Linked DNA regions of Mus musculus: regions 2, 3, 4, 5, 6 and 7 are each linked to region 1. The links are chromatin loops, found by intact Hi-C in ENCODE. Cell type or tissue: heart. All regions are shown on one strand. Region 1 overlaps Fam227b (family with sequence similarity 227, member B). Region 2 has its middle 80 kb from the start of Dtwd1. Region 3 overlaps Atp8b4 (ATPase, class I, type 8B, member 4). Region 4 has its middle 26 kb from the start of Atp8b4. Region 5 overlaps Galk2 (galactokinase 2). Region 6 has its middle 93 kb from the start of Dtwd1. Region 7 overlaps Atp8b4 (ATPase, class I, type 8B, member 4).

The links. Hi-C counts contacts between places; a loop is a spot of excess contacts. Peaks named below come from ENCODE experiments on the same cell type or tissue, not always from the same donor. Only the 100,000 strongest peaks of a DNase experiment are listed, where the experiment ranks them.
Region 2: it touches region 1 in a loop (4-fold over the local background); 11 of 42 quality-filtered maps call a loop at or near these places.
Region 3: a loop joins it to region 1, with 2.4 times the contacts of the local background. A loop is called at or near these places in 4 of 42 quality-filtered maps.
Region 4: it touches region 1 in a loop (6-fold over the local background); 11 of 42 quality-filtered maps call a loop at or near these places.
Region 5: a loop joins it to region 1, with 2.2 times the contacts of the local background. A loop is called at or near these places in 2 of 42 quality-filtered maps.
Region 6: a loop joins it to region 1, with 4 times the contacts of the local background. A loop is called at or near these places in 11 of 42 quality-filtered maps.
Region 7: it touches region 1 in a loop (14-fold over the local background); 14 of 42 quality-filtered maps call a loop at or near these places.

The regions. Positions count from the first base shown.
Region 1 is chr2:126,004,239-126,008,238 of GRCm38, reverse strand. Fam227b (family with sequence similarity 227, member B) reads left to right here. Exons shown (of 17, transcript NM_029455.3): 12 at 905-1,002. Among named protein-coding and RNA genes, the nearest start is that of Fgf7, 28 kb to the left of the region's middle. In heart, a CTCF peak has its summit at 1,976 (motif pointing left); no DNase peak of the experiment used is centred here; H3K27ac peaks cover 328 bases.
Region 2 is chr2:126,230,305-126,234,304 of GRCm38, reverse strand. No RefSeq gene overlaps it. Among named protein-coding and RNA genes, the nearest start is that of Dtwd1, 80 kb to the right of the region's middle. In heart, no CTCF peak of the experiment used is centred here; no DNase peak of the experiment used is centred here.
Region 3 is chr2:126,427,394-126,431,393 of GRCm38, reverse strand. Atp8b4 (ATPase, class I, type 8B, member 4) reads left to right here. Exons shown (of 28, transcript NM_001080944.3): 8 at 3,967-4,000. Among named protein-coding and RNA genes, the nearest start is that of Atp8b4, 62 kb to the left of the region's middle. In heart, a CTCF peak has its summit at 1,927 (motif pointing right); no DNase peak of the experiment used is centred here.
Region 4 is chr2:126,515,450-126,519,449 of GRCm38, reverse strand. No RefSeq gene overlaps it. Among named protein-coding and RNA genes, the nearest start is that of Atp8b4, 26 kb to the right of the region's middle. In heart, no CTCF peak of the experiment used is centred here; no DNase peak of the experiment used is centred here.
Region 5 is chr2:125,891,579-125,895,578 of GRCm38, reverse strand. Galk2 (galactokinase 2) reads right to left here. Exons shown (of 10, transcript NM_001291002.1): 4 at 2,136-2,226. Among named protein-coding and RNA genes, the nearest start is that of Galk2, 27 kb to the right of the region's middle. In heart, a CTCF peak has its summit at 2,280 (motif pointing left); no DNase peak of the experiment used is centred here.
Region 6 is chr2:126,243,555-126,247,554 of GRCm38, reverse strand. No RefSeq gene overlaps it. Among named protein-coding and RNA genes, the nearest start is that of Dtwd1, 93 kb to the right of the region's middle. In heart, a CTCF peak has its summit at 1,910 (motif pointing right); no DNase peak of the experiment used is centred here.
Region 7 is chr2:126,361,666-126,365,665 of GRCm38, reverse strand. It overlaps Atp8b4 (ATPase, class I, type 8B, member 4), which reads left to right. Exons shown (of 28, transcript NM_001080944.3): 21 at 3,763-3,910. Among named protein-coding and RNA genes, the nearest start is that of Atp8b4, 130 kb to the left of the region's middle. In heart, a CTCF peak has its summit at 2,456 (motif pointing right); DNase peaks (open chromatin) are centred at 1,985 and 2,355; H3K27ac peaks cover 502 bases.

The DNA of each region.
Region 1 (4,000 bases):
TTTTTGTAACTTTTCTTTGACTATTTTTATTCTTCAATTTCTTTACTCATTTCTTCATTTATCTCTGACCTTTACACTGAGTTCCAAATCTGCCCAGTTTGGGTTCTTTGCATGGTTCTTACTTTCTATGAACAGCAGTTCTCACACCGCAGTCAGATGCTCTGCATAGCAAGCATCCAATGGAGGGCCGTGGGTATGGAGCCAGGCTCACTTAGTCCTCAATGCTCACTCCTTCAGAAACTGCCATCACACAGACATGTGTTAAAGAAACACTCAAAATTGTGACCTCAGCATGCCTGAGGCTAAGACCAGAGAAGCCTAGCCTGGGTTGCATAAGTTGTGTTAAAATAAACAAAACAAAACAAAACAAAAAAGCAAGTTTAAAAACTTGGTCTGATTTCTTTCCTTAGTTGCCCATTCTAACTCCAAGCTACTTTGGATCTGTTCCAAATGACAAATGCCAGTTCTTGGCTACCAGATGTTTTAACCTCTGATAGTATTAAATGCTTACCTACTTCTGGAATTTCAGGCCAATATCTAGTAGCCCATTTTGTAATGCATCAAGAATCAATTAAAAAAGAGACTTCTTGCAACCCTTGTTACATACTTACTGAATGATTTCACAAGAATGACCTTAATATAAATTAATGAATTTAACATACTCTAAACACCAGCTTAATAAACTCAGGGGTAGAATATTTATTTCTTCTGCTGCAGCCACTTTAGCAGCACTCTCCCTACCTCTTCCTGTGCTGCTCTCTCTCTCTCTCTCTCTCTCTCTCTCTCTCTCTCTCTCTCTCTCTCTCTCTCTCACTGAGGGTAAGCACTGCTGGGACAAAAGTGCAGAGAAATGTGGCCTTTGTGAAGAAAGAAACAATTAGAGTCTCTTATTATTTTGTTTTAGTTAGAGACTTGAAAATCGAGGATATTCTAAAGAACCCAAGAGCGTACGCAATGCCTAAACTCATGAAAGAGTCCGTAGCATCAAAAGCAGCAACCAAGGTGAGCCCAGGTGTCATTGTAAGACCTTCCTATGTTCAGTTGCCAGTGTCGCTAAAATCCACTGGGTTCACACAGTAATCCTGATGAGCATATCCCCAGCATGTATCTTAGAAATAATTTAATGATCAGAGATTTGTTAATCATAAATTTAAATGTTCTATTTTCTTCTGACAATACTACCATCTCTAGTGACAGTTTAAAAATAACAAAAACCACAGCCCTTATCTTTTCTTCATGACAGTTCTCTGCTGTGGCTCCTCCTTGGGTTGACATCCAAAGACACCCTCTAGGGTGTCCCATGAGGCTGTTATGGTTCCCAAGGCAACCAAAGGGATGCGGGCCACTGTTGTTCTGTCTTCAGCTTTAGGTCTTGAGTACTACACTTAGCGCCTCTGTGGTTTGTTGGTTTTGTTTAGTTTTAAGGGAATAAGAGAGAGTTTATTGTGGAGCCATTTTGAGTGACTGTGGCTAAGAACACAGATTTGATTTAGATTACCCCAAATCCCATGTTCCATTGTGGAGTTAGTTTCATGAAGTTTTATAGTTTTATAAAAACAAAGAAAGTCATGAACCAAGGTAATTTTAAATAGCATGGGTGGATACATCAGAGAGTGTGTACAATAAAATGGGAAAGATTTACCAGAGGCCCCAAAATGCTATCCCATGACACTCTTAGCTTTGGGGTTGATGGATGCTAGTGGCTGCTAAGTTAATAGATTCCTAAAGGATTTTATCTGTTCACCGCATGTTAGTTCTGACACGGAGATAGTCAAGTGTGACTGTTCTGAGGGCTAAAGCTAGCCTGAGATAATGCAGTTAAGCCCACACCCACTCCCCACACTGTGCCCTCATCCTCCCCTCTGCACCCTACCTGCAACATTCTAATGTCCCCCAGTACTGAAGTTGTAATCAGGCAGCGTAGTCCCTGCAGACACAGTGTCTTCACAGGAGTTTTGTTCACAGCTCCACCTGCTGGGCAAGTATCATGTTCTGTGCATGTCATCTTCTGTGCATGCAGGGGCCCTGTATTATTTATTAAATATTATAAAGTCCCTCGTGGACTGGAAGGCTTGTTCCTAGGGTCCTCAACCTTTAGATGACACTGAGTACACAGGACAGCATTTTCAGAAAAGAGGACTAGCTGTCAGAGACCATCAAGAAAGACATTTCTAGCCCAAGTCTCCGTGAGTCAGCACTGTGTTGCTTTTAGGCACGAGTAGATACATTCATTGGCTTAAAAGTCTAAATCTGATCTCTTCATTTAAATACTAGTCAGATTTTAAATCTGTTACACTCTTTCTTGACAAATCTTATTGGGTCTGACGATTATTCAGGAGTGGAAATTATGTCCATATCAAATCAATTTTCTTCATTTACATATTCATGTATTTCCTGGGTTTTAGCAATCTAATTTAGTAAAATCTCTTCCTACCTTAAGTATTTAGTAAGTTTTTGGGTCCCAAACCAAAATCGAGTTTATCTGGTCAGATGTATTGTCACACCATTTTCTTTTATGGCCAGACTGCCAGACTGAAAAACTGAAGAGATGTAGTAGAAACTACACACCTACGTCTCAGCAAGCACTGGGGACAGAGGGATTTCTAAGAGGCTAACCAACCATTCCCAGAGTTCTCTAGAGAACTACCTTAGAAGTACAAGCAGTTTTCTGTGCCATTGACTCTGTCCTAGGGCTTATCCTTGACTGCCACTTGAAAAGGATGAGCCACAAGTTAAACAGTAAATGGCAAGGTTTTATTATAGTTTCCAAAGCCAAAACCTGGAGCCTACCATGGTGCTTCTCCTACTGTGGAGGAGGGCTCCTATCTCAGCCAGTGCTTGGGTCTGGGATGTCCCCAAGGGCTCCAGTGCTGCAGGCTTGTCCCTGACTGGGGTGGTGTTGGAGCATGAAAAATTGTGGTTGGTGGAAGGTGGTAGGATCCAGCTAGAAGCAGTACGTCACTTTGAAGGGTGTTTACCTATCTGTCTGTCTGTCTGTCTCTCTGTCTATCTCCTTTTCTCCCTCTCTCTCTCACCCCCTTCCTTCCTGTTTTTCAGACTGAATAAAATCTACCAACTGACACTCAGCTTTGACATTTAACAAAAGGCTACAAAGGAAAGCATAGTGTTAGGCACGAATACATGGGGCTTGCTTGGAAAGACAAATGCTGCCCATTTCTCTCCCATGTGGAATCTAGATTTAAACAGAAATATGTGTTTATGCCTATATAGGGCATGAAAGTGAATAGGGCTAAGGAGGAATTATAAAAGGAGGAGATGGGGAGAACAAAGAAGGTGAATAAAGAGGGAAGAAAGAAAAATCCCACTTTCATTTGGAATCTAGGGTGTGTGTGTGTGTGTGTGTGTGTGTGTGTATGTGTGTGTGTGTCTGTGTTTCTGTGTGTGTGTGTGTGTTTCTCTATGTGTCTGTGTGCCTCTGTGTTTCTCTGTGTGTGTTAGTGTGTTTCTGTGTGTGTCTGTGTGTCTCTGTGTTTCTGTGTCTGTGTGTCTCTGTGTTTCTCTGTGTGTCTCTGTGTTTCTGTGTGTGTGCGTTTCTCTGTCTGTCTGTCTGTCTGTCCCTCTCTCTCTCTCTCTCTCTCTCTCTCTCTCTCTCTCTCTCTGTGTGTGTGTGTGAGAGAGAGAGATAGGACAACAGAAGAGGGAGGGAACATTGAGTTGGAAGTTGGGGAGGGTCAGGATACTGTGATAGTCAGGGATGAATATAAGCAAGATACAATAATATATTTGTTGTAATGAGACTGATTAACAATAGCTAATACATTAATAATAGATGAGGGATGATAGATGGATGGATGAACAGACAGACAGATGGATGATAGACAAAATTAGAAAACAGCACTCTGAAAGACCATTTGTTGTAAACACTCATAGCCTGAGCTGCCGGATGCTTTTTATTAAGAAGGGACTGGAGAGATGGTTAGGAGCACTCTTGCTTTCAGGGTTCTGCTTTCAGGACCCACACAATGACTCAAACCCTCTA
Region 2 (4,000 bases), 230 kb before region 1:
TATGGATATCTAGTATTTTTAAACCGCATTTTCTCTTTGCTGCAGAGACTACTCTTGCTTTTGCTTAAAAGTCAGCACCTGGACTCACTTCAGTTAATTTTCTATTCTTGATTGTTTGGAACCTGCCAGAAAATATTTATTGCAAAAGCATTTTAGAGGGAGATATTGCAACATCTGTTCTGTTTCTCTAAGACTTTATTTGGTTCTAGTCACAGATGAGATTAGAAGACCTGGATACAAATCTATTAACAAATTATTGCCTTCATATCTTAAACTTTTGTGTTTTCCAAGAAGTACTAAGTGACATATGTCAGGACTGGCCCGAGGGCATTTTTCATGCAGGTTACATGTGGGCATCTTGCCCTTAAAAATGTTATATAATATGTATGTATGTATGTATGTATGTATGTATGTATGTATGCCTGTATTATGTGTGTATAATACATATAATTGGGCCAGGGACCTTGCGGATGAATAACCTACATTTTCCAGATGTTGACACTGGGCATAGAGCAATTGGGACTGGTATCAGTGTTTACAAGATAAGGTCAGTAGACTCCAGGAAGAGCTGGTACATTTTTGTCTATGCTTTCTCTAGGGTACTTATATAACTCCAGACTCTCTGTGGTCGATATTACTGGCAGTAATTCAAGTGTTAGTCTTTCTCCAAATGAAACTTGTTGCTGTTGATGGTGGGAAGAAAAAGTGACTTAAAAAATGGAAGTGTTTTATCTACCCTGATTCTTAATTGTTGAGCATCATCAGCCAGAGTAAGTAAACGGCAAAGTCTCTTTCTGACATCAGTGATAAAAAAGGGATTCCTAGGCCTCTACAAGTGCTAGGCTCTGTTTGGTCAGGATGCTACCAAAACCTACAATCCCTCCAAGGGTAGTGTTCCTCTAAAGTCTCCAGAATGAGTGAGAACATGTTGTAGAGACATGACAATTAGTATCTGTGTGCTTTTAAAAGACAGACCTGCACCTACATTTTTTTCTCTCTGGAAACCATAAAGAAACCCATATCCATGAAGGTGGGGGAAGAAGCTTGAAGAGTGGGTGCTAAGGAGGATATTAAAAACACATAGGATATGAAAGCGAAAGGAATTCTGGGGCTGTAGGAAGGGGAGAAGAACGAGGGGGTCCATTAAAGTTAAGCACTATAAAGATGCCAATAAGGAGATATGTTAGTCTGTATGATAATTAAAAAGTGAAATTACAGTTGTGCATGCTGACAAACTCCTTTAATCCCAGGATTCAGAAGGCAGAAGCAGGTGGATCTCTGAATTCGAGATTAACCTGGTTTACACAGTGAGTTCTAGGCCAGCCAGGTCTACATTATAAGAGCCTGCCTTTAAGAGACTCCTCCTTCACATGTTTGATTGTATTTTCTGGTATCTCCTCTATTTATTTAATTCCTATTTAAAAGCCTCTATCATCTTTATAAAATGCCTCTTAAGGTCATTGTCTTCTTTTCAGATGTGTTAGGAGGTCCAGGGCTTGCTGTAGTAGGAGAGCTGGGTTCTGGCAGTGCCATATTGCCCTGGCTTTTGTTGAAACTGTTCTTGTACTGGCCTTTAGTCCTCTGGCTGTCTCTGGCATTGGCTGGTCTGTTAGTCCCTGGTGGTAGCAAGCCTTTGGGGCTGCAGGTAGAGCTGGTAGCCCCTAATGGCAGCCACTGGTCTCTGGTTGTCTTGGGTCACAGCAGGCCTCCAAGGGAACAGGCAGCCCTGGTAATTTGTTCTGTCTACAAGAAATACAGAGACAATAATGGAGCAGAGACTGAGGGAATGGCCAACCAATAACTGGCCCAACTTGAGACGCATACCACAAGCAAACCAATTTCTGACACTATTAATGATACTCTGTTGTGCTTGCAGTCAGGAACCTACCATAACTGTCCTCTGAGAGGCTCCAACCAGCAGCTGGCTGAAACATATACAGAAGCCCACAGCCAAACATTGGACAGAGGTCAGGGAATCTTATGGAAGAGTTGGGAGAAGGATCAAGAGCCCTGAGGGATAGAAACTCCACAGGAAGACCAATAGAGTCAACTAACCTGGGCAAGGATGGGGGGGATATGTAAGGGAAGAAAAGGGGAAAGGGGACTGGGAGGGAACTGTGTAAGGGGAGTGGGAGGAGGGGGCATCGATCAAGACATAAAGCGAATAAATAAATAAATTAATGATGAGGGGGATGGGGTGGATAGAAGCTCCACTGGAAGTCTTGCCTAGCTATGCTGAGGTGGCCACTTCAGTCTCTATAGGAATCTCAGCTATGGCCACACTATATACTCACTGTATCCTCCTCTGACTCAGGCCTCCAGCTAGTCACCAGGGAAATCCCCACAACCATTTCTATTCTCACTCCCAGCCCTTTCCCAATCCCCTCCCCATATCTGGTCAACATCCCCATTTGCCTCCTCACTGTCTCGCCCACCAAATTCTCCATCCACCCCTGATGACTGTTTAGTTTCCCTCTGAGTAAGACTCATACATCCTCCCTTGGGTCCTCCTTATTACCCAGATGCCTTGGGTCTGTGGATTGTAGTAAGTTTATCCTGCATTTTATGGCTATTGTCCACTTATAAGTGAGTACATACCATACATGACTTTCTGGGTCCTCCCCAGCCCAAAATAATAAATTATTTTTTTAAAAGAATAGAAGCTCAAACATTAAACATAAAAATCCACAGACCTAGCTACTGGGAAGGATCTTCATTTTATCTGAGATTTGGTTTAGTATTATTTCATGGGATGAAGAGAAGGTAGTAAATATTTGGCCTTTAATTTTTGTGAAGACATTTACAATATGTTTAAGGCATCAATAAAACCTATCCTATTTTAGGACTGTTATCTAAATGAATCCCAAAAGCTTCCTCCTAGATGCAGGTAATGGGGGGGGGGAGCCATTTCCTATGCAGAGAATTAAACCTGCTATAGACTTAATACCATTCTGGATACCTAATGCTGATACCTAATGTCTTGGCTTTGGAAGTACATATACTTCACTTTGACAATAAAAACAAGACAAGGATAGTACTTTTAACAGTTTCAATGGCTTATTGAAGTGTTAAATGGTTTATCTTGTTTGTGAAATGGGAGCTTCGTTTTCTGATTAAAAGACAACTACTCAAACCAAGGTACATCTACTTACCTGGTGCCTGTCCAAATTGATTGTGGCCTTAGATTTCTAAATTGTCGTATGTTTCTGTTAAGAAAGTTTTTAGTGTTACCCAGAATTTATCATAACTGTAGAAAACGATCTGTTTTATATAGAGTTAGAGTTGGTTAAAGCATGAAGCAGCACTGGGATACCAAACTTTTTCTGATCACTTGCAAATATTCAGAACTCGATGTGTGTGTGTGTGTGTGTGTGTGTGTGTGTGTGTGTGTGTGTGTGTGTGTGTGAATGTGTGTGTTAGTGTGTGTATGTGTGTGTGTCAATGTGTGTGTTAGTGTGTGTATGTGAGAGAAAGGGAGAGATAGGGAGGGGAGAGAGAGAGAGAGAGAGAGAGAGAGAGAGAGAGAGAGAGACTCTCAGGCTTGCTTTCCTTCTTACATATAAAAAGTGTAAGGGGTAGGGGATGGGGAGACAAGCCAGTTTCTCTTGGAGAAGTTTGTGTGGTTTATTTTAAGCCACAGGCACTAAGTCAGCCTCCCTAAAGAACCAGGTCTAGCTCTGTGCTCTCTGTCCTGGGGCCATTGCCTTGTCCAGCCTCTGGATCTTGCAATTGCTGAGCACTGGATGTGTAGGGGTCTGACCACTCTCCTTGAGCCAGGCTTCCATGAAACATTTGCCCAACCCATCCTCACTCAGAAACAGCCACACTGTGAATCAGTTCAAGTTTGGGGATGAGTCCAGAGTCTTTGGATTCTGGAAAAGGAAATCATTAAAATAAACCCGAACTGGCTCAAATATTAGACCAATTATAGGTTGATACAAGCTACATGCTTAAATGATTACAGATTTGAATCCCTTTAGCCACTGAGCAGATGCAATTC
Region 3 (4,000 bases), 420 kb before region 1:
TTTCTCATTCTTTTATAAACAAGTTTTTTTTTCCTGTGTGTGTGTGTGTGTATGCATGTGTGTGTGCACACATATGAATGCAGGTGTGCTTGGCTATGCTGGTGGATGCGCTGGAGACACGGAGGAGACACCAAGTGTCCTCTTCTATTCTTCTCTTTCTTCCCTTGAGACACGGTCTTTCACTGGACCCGAGCCTGCCGTCGTTCAGCGAGGCTGCTGGTGTGCACGTCTCAGTGGTCTGCAGCATTGGGACTACAGGGTACTTGGTCCGACCTGGATTCATGGCTGCTAGAGATCTGAACTCAGGTCCTCATGGTTGCAATGCCAGAATTCCTAGGCACTGTTCTTAGACTCTTGTTTTATTTTCAATCATTTTTTTAATTGAAAAATTTGATCACAAAAGCCAAGCAAAACAAAATGATATAACCAGTGCTTAGTGAATGATTTTTCAACATACCCTTGCTTGGTCTGAAATTTTAAAGTTTGAGTTAGTATGTTATCTGTAATCACACCCCCTTTCACTTATGACTTCATTGTGAGCTTTGACCCATGATACACTAGTTTTTAGAATTGGTATGTTGTTCTGAGAGTAAGGATAATGTGCATGACAGCCAAGACGAAGAGCTCTGCAGTCTAGAAAGTCCTGGGAGCTCCCAAAGCGATGCTCACAATCGCCCCACAAATGCATCTTTCCCTCTGTTATGGCTCTGGTATCCCAGCACTCACACACCTGGATGTTCTGAACAGCAGCAGACAAAACAGACATACCGAGCAAAGCATGTCTGAGAAACATTTCTGTTTCTCACAGATGTCATCCTAGAACCCAGGGGCCACCACAGCAGAGTACTAGTCTTGATCAGGGCGGTGGCATTTTTCTAGTCCCACAACTTAATCCTGGAGCATTTTCAAGGATGATGCCAACACTCTAGTCTCAGGCTCTTCAAGTGGGTTGTTGACACTCACCATGACCTCTGATGGCCTCTGCTGGATATAGGGGAGTCCCTTTCCCTTTTCCCTCACAGATTTGCATAGGCAATGAATTGATTAAGTTATGAGAGTGTTTTTTATAAGTTCTTAAGAAATTTCATGGCTGTGGATTGATACTATTCCTCAGTGTTTTCTTTTCTTCTTTAACTTAACGAACATTTACACCCAATGAACCCTGGAGACAATGTATTTGGCTCTGAGGCCTCAAAGATATCCAGTAGATTATTCTCAAGTTTCTTCGGATGGGAATACTGCCTTTAAGCTTCCACTGGGTATCTGCTCGGGTTTTTCTCTTGCCCAGGAAGGCTGGGGGAAAGGTGTTTGTGTTGGAGCATGCTGCATGCTGCTTCCTATGTGGAGTCATAGCTGAATCCTTCCACCAATAACTGATAAAAGAAAAGACTAGGGGATAATGGAAGGTGGCGTTGGCCTGGTCCAGCTAGGCATCTGGACAATCACACTTTCTCTCCCTGTTGTATGTCTCTGCTATGGCCTCTCGGTAGTTTGCTCACACTACTAGCCCACCACCTCTGACAAAAGCTTGACCAAGGACTAGCAAGGCTATTGCTATAATTCTTTGCCCGTTCCCTTTCAGGATTATTGCAGAGTGCCTTAGAAAGTCTAACTCTAACTGTGTGCTAGATGCCTTTCACAACTTACTCTGCTGGATGGACACCATCAATCTTGTTCTCCCACACACACTCTTTAATGATAACTAAAAAAAGCCTCCAAGGAAGATGTTAGCAGTAGGGAAGAGAAGAGGGTGTGAGTGAGGAGAGGAATGGTCAGCGATATCAAAGGTGACATGAGAGGGTTTAGGAAGAGGTAGGAGGGTAGGTTTCCAGGGAGACAGAGTAGGGAAAGTTAGACAGGAGGGTTAAGGTACTCCCGTGTTCCAGTCTAAGTTGGGTGAGTGCTGGTTAAGAGACCTTAGCCACTAGGTGGCAGTGGAACCTTAGTCGCTTGTCTGAGGTTGAGGTGGCTCTGCCCCTGGTTTACTGCAGAGGAAGCATTAAACACAGCCAGATTCAATATTGAACAGTGACATTGCATTACCATCTACACAGAGCTCTGAGGAAAAGCTACACCAGATACCAACAGGCATCTTTATCCATGCACCATAAAGAGTTCTAATTATGCATTATTACAATAAGGAATTTTAGCTTGTGTTTAAAGTTATCTTTCTATCCTTAAGATGATAGCCGTAGCTCCAAAGGGCATTCACCTTTACCGCTAGCATGCCGTCTGCCAGGACATGGTGAAACTGGAACATATGACCGGAGATCAAGGCGAATCTACCCCCCAGCACAGATTCTTTTTTTTTTTTTGGGTCAGGATTAGGTGAGCGTTAGTGTAAGAGTGGGCCCCAGATGGACATATTCTCTGAGGGGGTTTGCATGGAACACACCGAGGGGCTCACAAAGCAGTTTCTGCCTTGACTGGCTTCTGTGGTGATTCCTTCAGAGCTGAGAGAGTCACCAGGATGCAGGGGCGTTTGTTCCTCTGGGAGCTATCATGGAGCCTTCATTTAAACAACTCTCATTGTCCCCCCCGCCCCCCGTTTTTGATAATTTAAACAACCCAGACAATTAACTGAGTGGGTTGATTTTGAACTTAAAATCTAAGACTTGAAGATAAAGCCATTATAATGTCTTTCTAAATAAAAGATTTTAGAGACTTGGACTGTCAACCTTTCAGATACACGTAGAGGTTTGTTAGGCTAAAGTTTCATAAGTTGCTGAAACTTAGGTCAGTTCTTTTTAGATGAATCCTCCAGAATTACATTTATTTTTAAATAAGAATTTTAATTTGAGAAAAAAACAAAACCAGCCAGAATTCTAAAAGTGAACTGTGATGTATTTTCTTCCTCCCCCTTTTGACATCTTTAGATGTTTTATTCAGTAAAATGTAGCAGAATTTTGGATCTTATTTTAGTATTTTTTGGAGTCTAACTGGGACATATTACCTTCAAAACTTGGTTTTATAGCACTGGTCACCACTGCTCTTTTTTTGTTTTGTTTTGTTTTCCCAATATAACATTTCTATTGATTCCCTGGAAATTTCACATCACGCACACTGATCAAACTCATTTCTCAGTCCTTCCACCCTTATGATCTCCCTTCAGGGAGGTAAAATAAAAAAAGTAAAAATAAAAATGAATAGAACCCCCTTAAGCCCAATTTGCGTTATCTGTGAACTCACTGGAGCATGGTCAAACTGTGACACCTGCCTCTCAAATAGGACTGAGCCCTTCCCGGCCGCACTCACGCCAGCCGTCAGCTGTGGAGAGTTATGCTTCAATGTCACCATCCACTTGCAAGAGTTCATTTTGGTGGCTTCCTGTCTAGGAGATGGCTCAGTCATTAAAGCCTAGGCTCACAACCAAAACTGGGTTGAAGTCTTTTCTAAAGCGTCATTTTCCAGAGCACCCTCTGCGCTCTTTGAGTGGGCCCCACTTTCTCTTGTCTCTCTCGTGTTTTACTCTTTCCCATTGCTGTGTGGGCCCCGCTTTCTCTCGTGTTTTACTCTTCCATCGCTTCCTCATCTCTTCGCCTTGCGTCCATGTTGCTCTTGTTTACTTTCATTTCTTCTTTTCTTTGGTTTTCCTTCTGTTTTATCCGCGCGTTCTCACCCTCTTGACTCCTTTCCTGCTTTAAGCGGCTCAGACACCAGCACACAAGGAGGGTTAATTCGCTCATTTATTGGAAAATGATCTCTGTTTTTCATAAGAAATTATTAAATCCAGAAAAATAGAATTCATATATGACTTTCGAAACTGGCAACCCAGATCACTAGTAGTTTGCACGTTGCCAGGAGACCTGCTCATACCCTGATGGTCCCAAAGCATGGGCACACAGAGTGGGAGGTGGTGCCTCCCTCCTCAGTGTTGCCAGGGCTATGAAGGAGGGGTGATGCATGGAGGAGAGGTTTCAACAACCCTGATTCTTACCTGTCCCTCTGTATTGGTTTCTCAACCAGGCTGACCTGCTGCTCCTGTCGAGCAGTGAGCCAC
Region 4 (4,000 bases), 510 kb before region 1:
GATGGTAACGGGAAATTCAGGAAGACTCTGGTGTTTTCCATGCTCGGATGAATAGTAAATAGAATGCAAAAAAATGAAACCACAACACACATAAGACAACCCTCCTAAGAGATAACACTGTTAGACTAGACTCATTAAACTTTCCATGAAACAAAAAACCTTAGCGTAACTGAAAGCCGTGTGGAGAGGAATTATCATCTACTCAATGAGATTAAAATCACGACAGCACTCACATTCTTTTCTTGGTTTTCTTAGTCCACTCCTAGGAGTGAAGATACAGGAAGATAGCAGGACATAGAGATGTATGGGCCCATGCCAGTAATTCTCTTTCTCTTATGACCATTAAACATATGTATATATCACTAGCTCTGGAATGTATATTTTTGCTTCAGACATGAAGCTCAACGGTATGGATCCTGTTAACTATCTAATAAGTCTTAGATGCCTTATAGAAATGTCAAAAGTCGTAGCATAAAACCCATCATTCTTTCTATCCCATGGCCACCATTCTTTCAGTCTTCCTAGCAAATTAAATAACAGAACGCATGCTAGGCATGGTGGGGCACACTTAACCCCAGCACTCAGAAAGCAGAGGCAGGCAGATCTCAGGCCAGCCTTATCTGCAGAGTGAGTTTCATTCCAGCCAGAGTGAGTCTCTCTCTCTCTCTCTCTCTCATATGTATTGTATATATGATATATATGAAAAATGTATCTTTAGCACATATACAATTTATTCTATACATGGAAATGCAGACTCATATTAGGTCATATCTTTAGACCTTGTCCTTGCCTGAGCTCCCAGCTGTCTGATTCGGTATGAAATGCCCTTCCAAAGACTCATATAGTATCAATGCAACAGTGTTTAGAGATGCAGTATTGTTACGTGGTTAGAGCTTGAGGCTCCAACTTTATCAGTGAACTCCCCACTGTTGAATTCTTGGTAGGGCACGCTCTAGAAGGGTATAGTGTGTATCTGACTCATCCTCTTTAGCCTCCTTCTCCTCTCCATCCCCCTCCCTTCATCCGTCCCTTCCTTCCTTCCTTTCACAGTTAGATAGTATACAATTTATAAAATATAATATAAATTTATTGAAAGCAGATTCTTCTCTCATACAATATACCCCAACTCAGTTTTCCTTCTCTCCACTCCTCCACCTCACCACACCTACCCTCCTCCCCAGTCCACCCTCCCTCCATCTCCCATCAGAACCGAGCAGGCCTCTGATTACCATCTAGGACAAAACAAAGCACAATAAGGCAAGGCAAGAGGCCTCACACTGAAGCTGGACAAGGCAACTGAACAGGAGGAAGGTCTCAAGAGCAGGTAGAAGAGTTAGAGGCACACAGGAGTCCCACAAACACCAAGGTAATAGCTACAACATATGCACAGAAGACCTGGTACAGACCATTGTAGGCCTGTGTTTGCTGCTTCAGTCTCTGTGAGCATGTATGAACCCTGCTTAGTTGATTCAATGGGCCATCTTCTCCTGGTGTCCTCTGTGCCCTCTAACTCTTAGAACACTTCCTTTCCATCTTCCACTGGAGTCTCTGAACTCCTGGGGGAGCGAGACCTCCAATTTAGACTCTGACTGCATAATTCCTGGCTGTGCATCTCTGCATCTGCTCCCATCTGCTGCAGCCAGAGGGAGCCTCTCGGTGACAGCTGGACAGGCACTGATCCATGAGTATAACAGAATATCATTAGGAGTCATTTCATTGATTATTATTTTTTGGACCAGTCATGCTTGCTTCTACACTAGGTCTCCGGGCTATGCAGTCTCCAGTTTCTAGCTGTGCCAAGCAGTGGCTTGGCTTCTCTCTTGTGGAGTGGGCCTGAAGTTAAATCAGACATTAGATAGTCACTCCCACAAGCTCTGCACCACCATCACCACATCATGTCGTGCAGTCAGGACAGACTGTTGTTTAAAGGTTTTGTGGCTGCTGTCCACGTTTCTCTTTCAGTAGGCTGCATAGTACCCTTCTTCATCAAAGATAGAACGTAGGGGTGAAGGCTCGACGCAGGTTCTACCTCTCCATGTTTCCTGAGCTGTTTGGATGTTGCCCTCAGCAATGGTGTCTGATTGTCAGGTTTGGGAGAGCAACCTTCTGTCCTAGCATCAGCCAAGGTTGTTTGGAGATCACCACGGGACCCCCTTGGTCAACAACAACTCAACTGAATGGAACTCAGTTCTACCTTTGGAAGCCTTGTCTGGCTATAAGAAGTGGCCATTTGAACCTCTGTGTCCCACATTACTAGGAGACCTCACTAGGACCCCCACACTAGGACCCCCACACTAGGACCTCTACAGATTCTGCTGTTCTAGGTTTCCACCCTCCCAACCCCCCTCAATTCCAGCTTTCTCTCTGCATTTTCTCCTTCCATCCTGTCTCTCTCTCTACCTGGTTCCCTCATCTCTGTCCCTGCTTGCCCCTAGCCCTCCCATAAAATCTATTCTATTTCCCCTTTGCTGAGAGATCAATGCATCTCCCCCAGAACCTTCTTTACCTAACCTCCCTGGGTCTACAGATTGTAGCTTGGTTATCATTTACTTAATGACTAATATCCCAATATCCGCTTATAATTGGATACATACTGTATTTATCTTTCTGGGATACATAACATACTTATCTTTCTAGGTATGGGTTAGCTTACTCAGGATGATTTTTTGCTAGTTCCCTCCATTTGCCTGCAGATTTCATGATATCATTTTTAAAAAACAGCTGAGTACTACTTCTTTGTGTAAATAAACATTTTCTTCATCCATTCATCTGTTGAGGGACATCCATCCTACCAAAGGACACTTGCTCAACTGTGTTCATTACAGTTTTATTCATAGTAGCCAGAAACTAGAAACAACCCATGTCTTTCAACAGAAGACTAGATAAGAAAAAATGTGATACTTTTACACAATGAAGTATTACTTAGCTGTTAAAAAAATGCAATCATGAAATTTTCAGGCAAATGGGTGGAACTAGAAAAACTAGAAAACTTCCTTAACAGAACACCAATAGCACAGGCACTAAGATCAACAATTAATAAATGAGACCTCATGAAACTGAAACGCTTCTGTATGGGAAAGGCCACTGACAATAGGACAAAATAACAGCCTACAGAATGGAAAGAGGCCTTCACTAACTCCACGTCTGATAGAGGGCTAATAGTCAAAATATTTTAAAAACTCAAAAAACTAGACATTAACAAACCAAACATCCAATTCTCTGGTTTTCTTTAAGGGATTTATTCATTTTCTTCACTTGTTTGTGTTTTCCTGGGTTTCTTTAAGGGGTTTCTTTATTTCCTCTTTAAGGACCCCTATCATCTTCATATAATTGGTTTTAAGGTTTTTTCCTTGTCCTTCAGCTATGTTGTAATATTCAGGGCTTTCTGTGGTAGGATAGCTGGGCTGTAGTGGAGATATATTGTCCTGGATGTTATTGATTGTGTTCTTATGGTGGCATCTGGGTTTGGGATGATTATAGGTCTAGGTGCTGCTGATTTCTGGATTGTTCTTTGTTGGATGGGCGTTTTGTTATTTAGTTTCTGTTTCCTTTCTGGATTTTCAGAGAGTATGTTGGCCATGTGTTGCCTGATTCAATGACCTGTTTGGCGAATGTGTTCACAGGGAATGCCTGCTGGTGTTGGAGTCTGGGATGCAGCAACAAATGGGAGGGAGGCCAGGCAGGGATGGTCAGGGGAATCCACAGGAGACCTGGGCAGGAGGAAAGGGAGGCCTCAGCTGATGATCTGTTCATCACTAGGGAGGAGCTTGAGAGACTGGTTCTGGGGGAACTGAGAGAGCTGAGAAGGTCTGTAGGCAGACTACCTGATCTGGCATGTGTGGCCTATGGTTGAGCAGTAGGTGAGGCCTGCGACATAACAATTAAGTAGTGGGGGAGAGAGGCCAGGAGAAGGTGGTCTGTAGGATCCACAGGGAATATGGGAGGGGAGGTTGTAGCTGGGGTTCTGTGACACTGCTAGGGAGGAGTCTGAGGAATGAAC
Region 5 (4,000 bases), 110 kb after region 1:
AAATTTCAATAAGCAAATTAGACTAACCAAAGGAGCAAAATGCTGCAAATAAAATCTGCTTTTGTCCTTAATGTTTTGTCTATTTTTTTTCTTCCTTGGCAAAAATCATGGGCCACAAAAGAAAAGATTCAGTTGGATGTACCTCCTGATTCCAAGTCATCTAAAAATCTCCTTCCAGAAACACAAACAAATTATACACTGAAGACGTGCCATTGCCAACGCCCCGCTGTACAGAACATTAGGCAGCCCACTCAAAGGCAGCAGTCCTTGGGGAACACTATATATTTAACCATAAACTGATCCACAGACTGTCTTGGATGTGAATCATAGTTACAAACTTAGCACGCAATGTTTAAATTCAACAGTAACAGCAGACTGAAAAACACAACTGAGTTGTGCCAAACATTGCAGTAGCTTTATCCCAAAAGGATAACATGTTCAATTTCACATAAACAGACTATCCCTTGGAACTTTCTAGTATTTTAATTAGAAGGTTTCTGGACTGCTAACATTGAAATTACTTTTCTGCCAAAAGGTCATTGAAGAAACCTGTGTTTTTGCACATAAGTTGTCAAACCAAAGAAGATTTTAAGCCTCTATCCAAAATAATACAAAAATATACTATATATACATATATACATATCATATACATATACAGAGAGAGAAAGAGAGGTGTCACTTTACCATATGATACTAAACAGGCATGTTGTTACAAGAAAGGTCAGATTGCATTTGCTGACCAATGCTTCCAAATACCCTAATTCCCACTAATGTGGATGACAATCCAAATGATTTGAAGATTTAAAACAGGCCAATAACTTTTCCCAGAAGTTATTACCATGTGTCTTGAAAAAAGAGCCACATTCTCAAGAAATTAATGCTGCACTCCTAGACCAGACCTCCATGACAACACCCCCAGGACTACACATCCCAAGTTACACCCCAGGACTACACATCCCAAGTTACCCTGACTGGCTTCTATAAGACTATGTCACTGAGTCCTAAGCAGCTTGTGACAATTTCAGATAGTACCCTCCAGGCCACTTGGATCATAAGCTCTCAAAAAAAAAAAAAAAACCAGAAAAGTATGTTTATTAGTTTCCTTTTGAATCACGAAGACAAAAAAAATATTTCTTAATATTCTTAATCTATGATATATCACAAGACTCACTACAACTAAAATAATTATTGAGTGAATGTTAATTTAAAAAATAAAAGTTAAGGGTCTAGAGAGATGGCTCAGTGGTTAAGAGTATCTGTTGCTCTTAGAGGAGGAGGACCTGGGTTCAATTCCCACAGAGTGGCTAACAACAGTCTGTCACTCCAGTCCCAGGGGACCTGATGCCCTCTTTCGGCCTCTACGGGTGCCAGACACCCAAGTGATGCAGGCAAAGCACCCACAGGCATATAAAGAAAATAAGTAGATTGGTTTTTAATTATTAGAAATTAAAATTAAGAACACAAAAAGAAACACAGGAGTGGTTCTGAAAACAGCAAGTATTGGTTTTATCTCTGTGCTTCCTACTCTCCTAACTGTGAGAGAAAGTGGAAATATCGCACTCTCCTAGTCTTATACACAGCACTGAAGCTATGACATTAAGATTAAGTCAATGTTTCTGAGAAACTACTCACAGTAAGACCTTCACTACAACCCTTTTATTCTCACCTGGACAAGCAGTAACAATGCTGGCTACCATCCCCAAATGCCTAAAGGCCCCAGCAAAGTGATGCCCTGCAAGCACTCCTCATTGAATAGCAGTGACATTGTTTCACAGATAAAGCCAAGATTGAACTCAAATTAACAAAGCTGGATTATGCCCATATTCAAACCCATGGCTGCTCAACTCTAAGTCCATTTCAGTATACTCCTGTACATCCCAAGAACAGAATGTAAATACTAGGACAATCTCTCTTCAAGGTGTATTTAATGATGCATAGTCAGTGGAAAGAAAGACCATGACCACTCCTGTGAGCACAACCCAGAGGCAATCATATCCCCTCCCCCCGCCCCTGGCCTTGAAACAGAAGTCAGCAAAATACAAGAAAAGCATCAGTACTAAAAGAAGACCAAAAACATGGGAGTCAATCTGGAATAACATGACTATAATCTCAACAGCTAGTAAGCATCGATTTACCTGAATTCCCTTAAAGCCACACAAGAAGTAGTTGTGCCATAGAGGTTTGGTCTTGTCGATACAGATGTTATTAGCTGTAGTACTGAAGTCTCTGAAAAAAACAAGACACATTAATTTAAGTCTGTACGCCTTGAGAGGAAAAAAAAAAACCAAATCAATGGCTGACTGCTGCCCTCTTGTGACAGGACACCGATACCAAGTCTCCTTTCTTTCTTTCCCCCCCCCCCCTTCTTTTATTTTTTTAATTAGACATTTTCTTTATTTACGTGAGTCTCCTTTTCTATTTACTTAAACGTGTATCTCAGTCTCCAACAGTGGACACCTCCAGATGCTAAAAACCAAGAGAGAAAGTTGTAGTAGCCTTATTGACCAATCTACCTCTAACTGGCCCTTTTTATTTCCAGAAACATCTAGGAAACAACATACTTCAGCATAATCTACACTCATTTTTCCCTTTCAGGTTAGTGCTTCTTAGCTAGTATAAATACATGAGTGCTTTATCCTCTGCGCCTGCTACCAGACAGATGCCCTGGTGAAATGGAAGGTCTCCAAGTTCTCTTTCTCCACATTCTCTGATAGCCATCTAATGTATGATTTAAGAAAAATAAATAACAAACAAAATTTATTTTAAAGAGTCATGACCTATTGTGAGTCTACACTGATATAAAGTTACAAGTGAATAAGCAGCTAAAGGAAGAAAAAGGGAAATTATTTTTCATAATAAAAGGCCAAGCTCAGTGAGATGCTAACAACCTGATCCCTAGAACCCACATGAGGAAAGACAGGAACTGACTCCACAAAACTGTCCTCTGAGTTCCACAATTGTGCTATAGAATGCATGCCATGCATCCACATCTCACACACACACAGAGGGAGGGATAATTAATAAAGTACATCAATTAACCAATATTGAAGAAATAATGGAAATTTAAAAGTATTGCATGCTAGTGGTTTCATCAACAGACCTCTAAAGTAAGACCTTGATGAAAACAAGATATTTACATAGTGTCTACTCATTACCTCAGTATCACCAGCAGCCACTTACTAATTGGAAGAAGAAAATAGGAACTTTGTTAGAAAGTTTCTGGTTCAGCAGGTTGGTCTGCTTCTCTGAATTCCTCAGAAAAGCCTAACTCTCCTCTGTTCCTATCTCTATTCTACACATGCCTTCCCTAACACTTTGGGCTCCTCCCCCCTCCTTCATTTTCTATTGTCTGGAATAGAAAGCATCCATGCTGGCTCTTCTTTAAAGGTTTGGTGGAGTTCAAGGGTAAAAAGTTGTAGACCTGCACTGTTTGTAATATATCTAATCCTTGAGACTTTCATACAATGCATTTTGATCACATTCGCCTCCTCGCACATCTCCATAACTCCTCCCAGGTCCACCCTCACCTCCCCAGTCCCACCTAATTTTGTGTCCTTTTTTAATAACCCATCAAGTCCAGCTTGTGCGCCCCATATATTCCATGCTGTGGGGCCATTCATAGAGCACAGTCAACCTACCAAGGGCCATATCCTTAAAGAAAATTGACTCTCTTCTCCCCAGAAACCATCAGATGTCCATAGCTCCTCAGTTAGGGGGAGGGGCTCACGCCCGCTGATCCATACTAGAATGTTAACTAGCTTTGCCCTATGCAGGCAAGTACAGCTACTTCGTGCTCCTGAGCACAGCAGTCCTGTCACATCCAGAAGACGATCCCATTTCACTCCAGTCCTCTTCAGCATCTGGCTCTTCCAATCTCCCTGCTCTCTCTTCTGCCATGGTCCTTGGGTAGGGAAGTGTGATGCAAAAGTCCCATTTGTACTATCCACTGGCACTATTCTCTGCCCGTGGATCAGCTGTGAGTTTCTGCATTATCCACAGA
Region 6 (4,000 bases), 240 kb before region 1:
TTTTCTGGGAAATGAAATCAATGCTCTAAATTTTTGACTAAGCTGAGATGGGGAGAAAAATCAGCAAAGCAAAAAAAATTGCACAATATCATCTGGAAATCCCTCTGCATTCACTCTTCTCATGCTCAGAGAGAGACCTTTATGTGGGGAAGACAGGCTCACCTTGGCATCCTGTGCACAGGCTTGACAAGAGTCCTTGCAGTCTTTCAGATACAAAAGGATGCTCTCATCATTTCTGTTCTGCAAGTGAGTCTTTAGGAGATGAGGCCAACAGTCACTTAAGGATAGCCCTACCACTACGATACCGATCTCTTTCTTGACATGCTGTTCCACCTACATCATGGCTCAGATATTCCCCTGAGTGCTCTAGCTTCACTCTGATGCTGAAATGAAACATTGTGACTAAAGGGAACATGGCGAGGAAAGGGTTGGTTTGACTCACACTTCTGGGTCACAGTCCATCGTTGAGTGAAATCAAGGCAGGAACCTGGAAGTAGAAGCCATGGAAGGATGCTGTTTATTGGTTCATTTTCTTACACAGCCCAGGACCACCAGCCAAGGGATAATGCTGCCTAAAGTGGGATGGGCCTTGATTCATCAGCTAATAATCAAAACAGTTCATCACAAGCCTAAATTTGATCTTAGTTGAGGCTTTACTCTCAAATGACACTAAGCTGTGTCAAGTTGAAAGCTAACTAGGACAATTGGTAAGGTGTCTACGACTGGAAAACAAGACAATTCATTACTAGAAGAGGCATGAAAGCTTATGAAATAGGACTATTGAAAGAATCCTGAGCTGACTGTGAAAGTACCAGCAATTCTTCCTCATGGCCACACTTATGTCCAACATTTAGTCTGTGAACACACTGAGAGAGATCAAATGTTTCTGGGCTGTAAGCCACAATCCCACTTTATTTGTCAGGACACATGCCATCAAGATGAACATGTGCCATCAGGATGGACAAGGATGCTGACTTTCCGTAGCAGTCCGAGGCTGGATCCTCCCTGAGGTTTTTGTTTTGTTGGTTTTTGTTTGTTTGTTTGTTGGTTGGTTGGTAAGCTGTAGACTTCCCATTCATTGCCTACTGTTCAGTGTTGAAGTTTGGTGGCTATTTCTTCTGCCTTTGCCCCTCTTCTTGAACATGTCTAGAAACAAGAACTTATGGGTTCCAACAATCTGTTTCTTTCATGTTCATTAGTAGGATACCTACTTGGAGTTTGGAGTCTTTAGGCATTCAAATATTGGCTTGATGTGTGTGTGTGTGTGTGTGTGTGTGTGTGTGTGTGTGATGTCAGTAAGATGACAGACTTGTAATGGTTAGTTACTTCTTGGTCTCCTTGGAATGCTGACTTAATGATACATGAGTGAAGGTGCTTTTATGGGAATTCTAGAATCCGAAGATTTGTAGTACCCCGAGCAAACATGGGTATGAGAACAGCTACACTGAAATGGTTTAAGTGGTTTATGCACCACCTAAACCAGCACAGATCAGCATTGGAAAGCAATGTCTTAGCAAAATCAGGTCAACGTTTTGACTTTCTCAGAGGACTTCTGGGAGACTGATTTAGTTGTGCATCACTCAAGTGCTGAAGAACAGACACATGTATGTACGGGGGTTCATAGAATAAAAACATAGTAGGGGTGATACATGGTTCAGCATGGTGGTGACATGTATAACCCAACGCTTCTCCATCAGGAGGGAGGGAAAGGGTCAGAGTGTAGGCCTGTCATTCCGACTTTTTGGAGGCTCACACAAAGGGCTTGTATCTCTCTCACCTGACATTAGGCAGTGATAGTAAACTGACTTAAATCAGAAGCATGGTTATCACTGAGAACAAGGGAGAGCAAGACAGTTTGTTAATCCATGATGAAAATCCTTGCAAAACCTCGGGAGACACAAGGGGGAGCAAGAGATTGTGAATTCCTGAAAAAGAAACTGATCAACTTGAAAAATCAGCTTGACAACTGAGACTTTTGCATGCTCCTAAATACAAGCTTTGGGAAAATAACCTCTTAGCCAGTCTCATGGATAAGAGTCATATCCTGCAGGAAACCAGTAGGCAAAGTCTTGAGTAACTATTTTATCAGATATACAGAATCTAAGAAAAGATAGTTTTTACAAACAGAAACAGACATGGTAACTTGGCCCAAAGAGAAACACATTAAATTCCCAGAAGCCAACCCCAAAGAAACAGATGTATATAATTATTTGACAAAGGGTTCACAAGGAATACATATATATATATATATATACATTCTTTTTTTTTTTTTTTTGATGGCTTGGAATTTTATTTTATTTTATTTTTTCACCGCAACACCCCAGGACTTTATTTTATTATTTTTTTCTTTCCATTTTTTATTAGGGATTTAGCTCATTTACATTTCCAATGCTATACCAAAAGTCCCCCATACCCACCCACCCCCACTCCCCTACCCGCCCACTCCCCCTTTTTGGCCCTGGCGTTCCCCTGTTCTGGGGCATATAAAGTTTGTGTGTCCAATGGGCCTCTCTTTCCAGTGATGGCCGACTAGGCCATCTTTTGATACATATGCAGCTAGAGTCAAGAGCTCTGGGGTACTGGTTAGTTCATAATGTTGATCCACCTATAGGGTTGCAGATCCCTTTAGCTCCTTGGGTACTTTCTCTAGCTCCTCCATTGGGAGACCTGTAATCCATCCATTAGCTGACTGTGGGCATCCACTTCTGTGTTTGCTAGGCCCCGGCATAGTCTCACAAGAGACAGCTACATCTGGGTCCTTTCGATAAAATCTTGCTAGTGTATGCAATGGTGTCAGCGTTTGGATGCTGATTATGGGGTGGATCCCTGGATAAGGCAGTCTCTACATGGTCCATCCTTTCATCTTAGCTCCAAACTTTGTCTCTGTAACTCCTTCCAAGGGTGTTTTGTTCCCACTTCTAAGGAGGGGCATAGTGTCCACACTTCAGTCTTCATTTTTCTTCAGTTTCATGTGTTTAGGAAATTGTATCTTATATCTTGGGTATCCTAGGTTTTGGGCTAATATCCACTTATCAGTGAGTACATATTGTGTGAGTTCCTTTGTGAATGTGTTACCTCACTCAGGATGATGCCCTCCAGGTCCATCCATTTGGCTAGGAATTTCATAAATTCGTTCTTTTTAATAGCTGAGTAGTACTCCATTGTGTAGATGTACCACATTTTCTGTATCCATTCCTCTGTTGAGGGGCATCTGGGTTCTTTCCAGCTTCTGGCTATTATAAATAAGGCTGCTATGAACATAGTGGAGCATGTGTCCTTCTTACCAGTTGGGGCATCTTCTGGATATATGCCCAGGAGAGGTATTGCTGGATCCTCCGGTAGTACTATGTCCAATTTTCTGAGGAACCGCCAGACGGATTTCCAGAGTGGTTGTACAAGCCTGCAATCCCACCAACAATGGAGGAGTGTTCCTCTTTCTCCACATCCTCGCCAGCATCTGCTGTCACCTGAATTTTTGATCTTAGACATTCTCACTGGTGTGAGGTGGAATCTCAGGGTTGTTTTGATTTGCATTTCCCTGATGATTAAGGATGTTGAACATTTTTTCAGGTGCTTCTCTGCCATTCGGTATTCCTCAGGTGAGAATTCTTTGTTCAGTTCTGAGCCCCATTTTTTAATGGGGTTGTTTGATTTTCTGAAGTCCACCTTCTTGAGTTCTTTATATATGTTGGATATTAGTCCCCTATCTGATTTAGGATAGGTAAAGATCCTTTCCCAATCTGTTGGTGGTCTCTTTGTCTTATTGACGGTGTCTTTTGCCTTGCAGAAACTTTGGAGTTTCATTAGGTCCCATTTGTCAATTCTCGATCTTACAGCACAAGCCATTGCTGTTCTGTTCAGGAATTTTTTCCCTGTGCCCATATCTTCAAGGCTTTTCCCCACTTTCTCCTCTATAAGTTTCAGTGTCTCTGGTTTTATGTGAAGTTCTTTGATCCATTTAGATTTGACCTTAGTACAAGGAGATAAGTATGGATCGATT
Region 7 (4,000 bases), 360 kb before region 1:
ATCTAAGCCCACAGCCTTGGGGATTAAAATCATAAATGTGTGCCCTTTCATGTTCTTGTGCTATGTTTTTGAGTTCATGCAAAAAAAATGTGTTGAAAGAGAAGGATCTGAGGGAGGAGCCATTGGATGGACAATATGTACATGCTTGTAGTTAATCCTGTCCAATGTGTTTAGATGTCGTCAACATCGATGAGTAATGTTCATGCCACGCAGCACGCACATAACATAGTTGTTAGCCATTTTTGGACATGTGGAACCCTGATTGAGTTGGTTCCCATTGATGCTTTAGTGTTGGCAGCATGCCCACAGGTTTAAGTTAAGCCCTATGTTGGCCACAGGCCCACAGGTCTACAGTCATCCCTGTGTTAGTCTCATGCCCACAGGTCTACAATTAAGTCCTGCCAGTTTCTGAGGTTATTTCATGGATTCTGTCATTTTAACAGAGCATGTATCTTCTGCTGCAAGGAAAATAGACAATGAGGTTTTGATCAGTCAGACAAGATAACGCATCCAGTGTTTCATTTCTGAGCCACCATGTTTTGTTCTCAGAAAAATTCATTAAATGACCCAGCTGCCTCCAAGTACCCACGCAGAGACACTAGGACTCTATAGCCCCTCTCTAAGCAGTAAAATCTTTAATCACTGGTACCTCTTGTAAATGGCTCTTGGGGCAGGTACTGAAAATTAGCTGTGTGATGTAGGCTGTTTATAAGATATTGGCCAGTTAGGAGTCCTTTCGTGGAGCAGAACATAACACTGACTGTGATATCATAGAGTCATTAATGACAGTAGCGACCAAATAGGTTTGAATGCTCAAGTTCTGTTATCCCGAGTAAACTGTTTTAGTAGGTCAGGTTTCTTCTCATAAATTGTAACACTCTAAAGCATTACATTTTGACTTCTGATGTGCATTTTGGTGCACACAGTTCCCTGTTTTCAGGGGGTTGATCGCTCTCTGAGCCGGTCCCCGATTTCTGATCGACGATAAAGGATCGACGTCTTTAACAGTCTGTGGGGCAATGAACTGGAAGCTTGAACTAAAAAGTTCACTCACTTCCTTTCTTCCTCACTCTCTGAAGGGCGGTGCTGTCTCCTTCATTACTCTCTGGTGGCATATCTTACTCCAACCTAGAGATAGCCTGTGGCTGGCTGTATATGTAAAGCCATTTGTTTTGATAACCAAGAACTAGGAATTTGGAGTCCTGGATCTGCCCCGGACTAATCAAGTGGCCTAAAGTCAGATAGCTAATCTGTCAGAGGCAGACCCAAGTTTCCAAGGAACAAGCAAGCTCAAAGCTCTGGCCTTTTACCAAAGTCCAAATTATTTTCCTTTAAACATAATGTCATAATTTAAATCTATTTCCTAACAGATCTCTTTTACTTCCTGCATCTAGAGTGCCAGGAAAGGACTGAGGAAAATGGCTCATCCCTCGCACCCCCTCTCTCCTTTGCAGGCTGAATGCATGGCTGAGCACAGCGCTCCCTCCCTCCGCTGTAGTGTGTTCAGATGGTATGGGCTGTGAGTGCTCTAGTCAACTCAACCCTGCCTATGGTTCTGCATTACAGCATTGTACTAAACTGCCCTCATTACAAAGCCTAGAAGGCAGAGCCCTTCTTTTCACATCTGTTTGTATTCTGAGGTCCAGTAGAATGTCGGATGCCCACACACTGTCCATCTTCACCGAAAGGTACTATGTGTAGCTTTCTTCCTTCCTGATGAATTGCATTTGCAAGAACCAGCTTGTGTTTGGAGAGCTGAGTTCCAGGAAGTAAGAGAAAGGACAGCTATGAACACCCACCCAGGTCTTACAGTGCACTCATTCCAGTCTGGCAGGGAGTGAAGGCCTTGGAGGGTGGGGGGAGCATTAGCAATTTTAGCAGAGCATAAAAATTGTTCTTTTTCTGCCTGGAAAGGGACTTGTGTCACATGTTAGGGAGACATTGTTGGGGAAAGCTCCTAAATAAGTAGAATTTCAGCCAGTGTGTTCATGAACTTCACCCTCCCTTGGAATGTTTTCGTTTTGCAAGGGGGAAATAGAGGTTGAGTCATTTACACAGCAAATGGGAGCCTCACCAAACAGGAAACCCTGGGAGATGTTTTTTTTTTGCTTCAGTGCCTTCTCAAAGCCCAGTTTATGAGATCTGCAGTGCCGTCAGAGACACACATTCATGTCTGGTATCATTTCTCCCATTCATCAGATGGCGCTGCCAGTTTTCATGACCATGATGAGCGTTCATTGGGTTGCTTATCTACCGAGGACATTGGAGCCTTCTGCTTGCAACAGTAATCCTCTGTGCCTGCTCTGTCTCCTTCCCCACAGTGCATTTCAAACAGCCTTCTAACCTTACACATCCTTTTGTTTGTTTCTGCAAACTGCCTGCTAACTGTCTGATATCATCCTTGGAACCAAGGCTGAGTGACAAGTCTAAGTGCAGGCACGATTTTGGTCCCGGACAGCAGAGGGCAGTGTTGAGCCAGGAAACAAGGTGACCTGCCTTTGCTTCTGGGTCTGCTTTTGTAGTTCATACATAAACTCTTGGTGATGCATTTTTATATGCATCACTGTATGTTAAATAACTCAAAAGCTGAAGGCATAATGCTTGTTTTAATATGACCATTCTCTCCCATCAGAGGATCTTCAGCATAAACTCATTGTAATAAATGCTTTCCACACTGGGCAGGACATCAAGAAGACAGTTCATTTTGCCATAAGTCGAAACATCTGCTAACCTATTCTTCACTTTCTGTTTTCTTCTGGAATTCATCTATACATGTAGTGGTATATTCACATGCAGGGGCTGGCTTGGGCATCCTTCTGCAGGGGACATCTGCCGGTATTCCTATGATGGAAGCTACTGTGGTCATGCCAACAGACCTGTTATTTATAACCTGGTCACCCACAGGTCTTCTGGGTGGGAATTTACCTTCCTATTAAAGACATTATCACATTTTTTAGGAGAACAGTAGAATGCCAGTTCTAATGGGCTTATGTCATCATATAAGCTACTGATTAGGTCTTTAGCATTGCGAGGAATTTCTATTTGTAAAAACCCCATGTTTGGAGTTTGGAGTTTCTCACAAGGTCATTGTTATCATTTAAACTTATGAGGATTTTATTTTTACTTAAAATATTTTTCTTTTATTTTATAATAATAAATGGCATCATGAATCTCTTTCAAAGTTAAACAAAATGTGTTTATAAGTGGACTATTGTTTTCAGCCAGGTTATATAATGATGAGCGCATGCGCGCGCGCGCGCGCGCGCACACACACACACACACACACACACACACACACACACACACACACGTATGTACGTACGTCAGGAAGAAAGGGAGAGGGAAAAATGGAGAAAAGGAAAGAGAGAGGGAAGGAGGGGAGTGCTCTGTAATGAGAAGGTTTCATTCATCGCCTTTAGTTTTTGTTTAGCATATTGAAAAACACCGTTTTTCCAGAGAGTGGTTCTTTATACACCAAAGCTATCAAGATTCCTTGGTTAAAGCCAGTTTTTAGGTAGTGTAAAATGTTTGAGGTAGTTCTGTTTTCTCTGTGTTTAGCTGCCTAGTTCCTTGTGCTCCCCCAGCCCCTGCAGGATTGACATGCACTGCTGTCTGGCCTTCCCTCTGCTTGGTGGCCTAATACCTGGGCCTTACGCTGAAGAGTGGTAGCATGAGTTCATTTCCAGGCCGGCCTCTTGGTTCAGTTATAGACAAGCTCTGTGTGCTTTGTTATGCCTTTTTTTAATTCTCTTATTCTTTAAGGAAAGCAAAGGAAAATTTGCTTGGACAAAGCACGAGTTTTTCCAATGGACATGCAGTTTATGACAACAAGCAGCGGTTGGGGTTGGACGCGGGTGCAGGAGAGGCTGTGACAGGAGAATATGCCTTAGTCATAAATGGCCACAGTTTGGTGAGTTTGCCCGAGGCTGTTCTTCTCTTTTTCTTTACTCCAGCAATCATCTCTTTTGTGCTGCCTTAATGAGAGTCTCCTTTGTGTTTT